Linked DNA regions of Homo sapiens: region 1 is linked to region 2. Evidence: read pairs that join two places in POLR2A ChIA-PET (ENCODE). Cell type or tissue: PC-3. All regions are shown on one strand.

Region 1 (2,500 bases), 160 kb before region 2:
TTTTCTGTTAAGAGCAGGGATTTACTGAAAGTTTGTACAAGGTACACATGAGAATATGCTATTGAAAATCTGCCTCAGATTACCAGCTGGAAAGGGCTGAATATTAAACCAAAGTGGAATACAAGATTTATTCATAAAGCCATCTGATGAGAAAAATTGTTTCTAGCTTCCAAAAAATATGAAATAATATCCGCAGCCAGGTGCGGTGGCTCACACCTGTAACCCCAGCACTTTGGGAGGATGAGGTGGGTGGATCACCCGAGGTCAGGAGTTCAAGACCAGCCTGGCCAACAAGGTGAAACCCCGTCTCTACTAAAAACACAAAAAATTAGCTGGGCATGGTGGCAGGTGCCTGTAATCCCAGCTACTAGGGAGGCTGAGGCAGAAGAATCACTTGAACCCGGGAGGCAGAGATCACGCCACTGCACTCCAGCCTGGGCAACAAGAGCGAAACTCTGTCTCAAAAAGAAATAAATAAATAAAACAAATAAAAATTTAAAAAAAAATTTAAAAAAGTATCTGCTTTTCTGTTACTAAGTAACTGTTTGACAGCTAAGTCATTTCAACCTAACTTGGGCCTATCTTAGTTACTTAAACAAGAGGGTTAGATTCCACTTGCTAAGGTTCCATTTAAAGTCTAAAATTTGTACTCTAAAACATGTGACCCATTATCTATACTTAAACTCTTAGGAAATATAAATAAACATATCAATAACAAGCATCTGTATTTGTAATTAGTCTAAAATGCTACTAAGGAATAAAACTTACTGCCTATCAGGAAAATCACAAGATAAATAGATCCATATAAATGAAATTGACCCCCAAAGGAACAACTGTTCAAAGCACCCATCTACCCCACCCCTATCCCTCAGATAAACTTGTAAAAAACCACACCGGCCTGGGTGGCGGCTCATGCCTGTAATCCCAGCACTTTGGGAGGCTAAGGCAGGTGGATCACAAGGTCAGGAGTTCAAGACCAGCCTGGCCAAGAGGATAAAACCCCATCTCTACTAAAAATACAAAAAAATTAGCCGGGTATGGTGGCAGGCGCCTGTAATCCCAGCTATTCGGGAGGCTGAGGCAGAGAAGTGCTTGAACCCGGGAGGCGGAGGTTGCAGTGAGCCGAGATGGCACCACTGCACTCCAGCCTGGGCAACAGAGTCTAGCCTGGGCAACTGAGCAAGACTCCGTCTCAAAACAAAAAACAAGCAAACAAAAACACACACACACACACACACACACACACACACACACAATATAGTTGCTACATATATTTTCATATTTCTTAATAAGCTATCTCATTTTATTTTGTATAAAAACGAACTCTCTATTCAAAATCTCTTACCTGATAAAACAAGAGATGAATTTCCTTAACAAGAAGTAGAGGCCAAGTCAATCCTGTGGGCAACCAATTAAAACCAACTTTTAGACTGCAATAGAGAATAAACGGAGGCAAAAATCAATGCAGGAAACACAAAACAACACGCACAGGCCACACTGTACATTACGAAGGCGAGTCTGAAACCACCAGAGTACTTCATTAGAATGCATATCAAAAAAAAAAAAAAAAAGAAAGACACCGTAACAAAATCCCACACATGCTTTTTAGTTGGTATTGCTTTCAAATTTGAGTATCTCAAAATAATTATATATTTACAAGAGTGTCATTAACTTAGCCCAATAACGAATCCACTGAAAATTAAAACAGTCATAAAGCTCAGCTTCACAGCTAATTGCTTTGATCACTTTATAATTAAACCAGTCCAGAAAACTCCGTAACACAAGTCTATTTCCCCAGGTTCTCACCAAATTTGTGATGAAAAGGCACAAGTTCGCACAATAACAATTCTTGGACAACTTAAGATAGCAATTCAAGGGTACTCATGGAAATTACTGCAATTATTCTTTCAATATATTTTATTTTGCACAAAATAGCATCCAACATCACAAAACAAATGAAGTATGAGTTCTTGCTATAAGGACTAATTCCACTGGAGCTCAAAATATTAACAAAATATTAAGGGAAAGTGTTTTTTCCTCTGACATCACAACAGTTCTCAAAAACTTGTAAAATTTAAATAAATAAAATAAAATAAAATTTAAAAACACCCTAAAAATGCCTGACATATTAAGAGTATATCCCAAAATAAAAACAGGTCACTCATCTTTCACTGTCATTTCTTCCAAACTGGTGAGGTTATTAACAAGTCACAAGCATATATGACCAAATGTCTAGACAACTATATTCAAAGGTCATTTTTTGCTTTTTATTTTTTTTCAAAGGTCATGTTTTAATTCGGAGAGAGAAGAAATTTGCCACTGTTCAGTATTAAGATTACCTACGACTACTTTTCCAAATGATGCTCATCTTAAATTAGTATCTTCCAAGACCAAAATACAACTAATGACCTTAATATTCATCGCCAAAAAGTAAAACATATTTCAAAAATCTGTGTGATTTTCTAAAGGACAAACTATTCATCGTCTAGTCAACTACTCA
Region 2 (2,500 bases):
ACAGAGTGAGACTCCGTCTCAGAAAAAAAAAAAAAAAAAAAAAAAAGGAAATTGACCTCTGAGGTTGAGGCTGCAGTTAGCTATGATCACACCACTGCTTGGGTGATAAGAATAAGACTCTATCTCTAAATAAAATAAATAAATAAATAAATAAAATAAAACATTGGTTTTTAAAAAAAGAAATTTAGCTCTGGGCACTGGGTGTGTTTATTGCTGCTAGGATGTCATTGTCTTAAACAACTTTTTAGTAGATGGGGGTAAGAAATCTATTTTTTGAAAAAATGTGAGTTCACTTTGATACTTCCAATTTATTTATTTATTTTTTTGAGATAGTCTTGGTCTGTCTCCCAGGCTGGAGTGCAGTGGTACGATCTCGGCTCACTGCAACCTCTGCCTCCCTAGTTCAAGCAATTCTCCTGCCTCAGCCTCCCAAGTAGCTGGGACTACAGGCGCATGCCACCATGCCTGGCTAATTTTGTATTTTTAGTAGAGATGGGGTTTCACCCTCTTGGCCAGGCTGGTCTCGAACTCCTGACCTCAAGTGATCCGCCTGCCTTGGCCTCTCACGGTGCTGGGATTACAGGCGTGAACCGCTGCGCCCGGCCTATAATATTAAATTTAAGTTGGAAATATCAGGCCTGGGTAACAGAGTAAGACACTGTCTCAAAAATAAATAAATAGGCCGGGCGCGGTGGCTCACGCCTGTAATCCCAGCACTTTGGGAGGCCGAGGCAGGTGGATCACGAGGTCAGGAGATCGAGACCATCCCGGCTAAAACGGTGAAACCCCGTCTCTACTAAAAATACAAAAAATTAGCCAGGCGTAGTGGCGGGTGCCTGTAGTCCCAGCTACTTGGGAGGCTGAGGCAGGAGAATGGCGTGAACCCGGGAGGCGGAGCTTGCAATGAGCCGAGATCCCGCCACTGCACTCCAGCCTGGGCGACAGAGCGAGACTCCGTCTCAAAAAAAAAAAAAAAAAATAAAATAAATAAATAAATAAATAGGCCATGCATAGTAGCTCAAGCCTGTATTCCCAGCACTTTGGGAGGCTAAGGTGGGCGGATCACCTGAGGTCAGGAGTTTGAGACCAAACTGGCCAACATGATGAAACCCCGTCTCTACTAAAAATACAAAAATTAGCCGGGTGTGGTGGCAGGTGCCTGTAATTCCAGCTACTCGGGAGGTTGAGGCAGGAAAATTGCTTGAGCCAAAGGAGGCAGAGGTTGCAGTGAGCTGAGATTGCGACACTGGACTCCATCCTGGGTGACAGAGGGAGACTCTGTCCCCCGAAAAATTATAAATAAATAAGTAAATAAATAGATGAAACAAAAAGAACTAACATAGAATATGCATGGTGTAACTATGCTAAATGAAACTCAAAATATGGCCAGACACGGTGACTCATGCTTGTAATCTGGGCACTTTGAGAGGCTGAGGTGGGCAGATCACTTGAGGTCAGGAGTTGGAGACCAGCCTGGCCATTATGACGAATCCATGTCTCTACTTAAAATACAAAAAATTAGCTGGACATTGTGGCATGTGCCTGTAATTCTTTTATTCTTTTTTTTTTGAGGCAGAGTCTTGCTGTGTGTCTCCCAGGCTGGAGTGTAGCGCGAGTGATCTCAGCTCACTGCAACCTCCACCTCCCTGGTTCAGGTGATTCTCCTGCCTCAGTCTCCTGAGTAGCTGGGACTACAGGCGCATGCCACCATGCCTGGCTAATTTTTTGTATTTTTAGTAGAGGCAGGGTTTCACTGTGTTAGCCAGGATGGTCTCGGTCTCCTGACCTCGTGTTCCACCCGCCTCAGCCTCCCAAAGTGCTGGGATTACAGGCGTCAGCCACCGCGCCTGGCATGCCTGTAATTCCAGCTACTTGGGAGGCCTAGGTAAGAGGATCACCTGAGCCCAGAAGGCAGAAGTTGTAGTGAGCCAAGATTGCAGTTGAGACTCTGTCTCAAAAAAACAAACAAACAAGCAAAATCGTTTTGGAAATACATATATATTCCCCCTCCAGCTTTATTGAGATATAATTGACAAAAGGCATTTATATATTTGTTTATTTTTGAGATGGAGACCCGCTCAGTCCCCCAGACTAGACTGCAGGGGCTGGATCTCAGCTCACAGCAACCTCCATCTCCGGGGTTCAAGTGATTCTCCTGCCTCAGTCTCCTGAGTAGCTGGAACTACAGGCACGCGCCACCATGCCCAGCCGATTTTTGTATTTTTAGTGGAGGTGGGGTTTTACCACGTTGGCCAGGATGGTCTCGATCTCTTGACCTCGTGATCCACTTACCTCAGCCTCCCAAAGTTCTGGGATTACAGGCGTGAGCCACTGCACCCGGCCCGAAAATCTTTGTTCCTAATCATACTTTAACCTACTTGCCTTATTCTGTGTTATATGTGAAATAGTTTTAAAGTTACAATATCAATATTACTATTAACAAGTATACTGAGTGAATTTTAAGGATTTTTTGACATTTGAAAAATGTATATCTTACTCA

The links. ChIA-PET counts read pairs that join two places held together with the same protein. Peaks named below come from ENCODE experiments on the same cell type or tissue, not always from the same donor. Only the 100,000 strongest peaks of a DNase experiment are listed, where the experiment ranks them.
Region 1: POLR2A ChIA-PET joins it to region 2 with 5 read pairs; 1 of 35 experiments calls an interaction of 5 or more read pairs at or near these places.

What each region holds. Positions count from the first base shown.
Region 1 is chr20:35,657,585-35,660,084 of GRCh38, forward strand. All of the region lies in intron 1 of CPNE1 (copine 1), which reads right to left. It overlaps RBM12 (RNA binding motif protein 12), which reads right to left. Exons shown (of 3, transcript NM_006047.6): 2 at 1,346-1,430. Among named protein-coding and RNA genes, the nearest start is that of CPNE1, 6.1 kb to the right of the region's middle. In PC-3, no CTCF peak of the experiment used is centred here; no DNase peak of the experiment used is centred here.
Region 2 is chr20:35,813,912-35,816,411 of GRCh38, forward strand. The region is part of intron 2 of PHF20 (PHD finger protein 20); the gene reads left to right. Among named protein-coding and RNA genes, the nearest start is that of PHF20, 43 kb to the left of the region's middle. In PC-3, no CTCF peak of the experiment used is centred here; a DNase peak (open chromatin) is centred at 1,430; H3K27ac peaks cover 389 bases.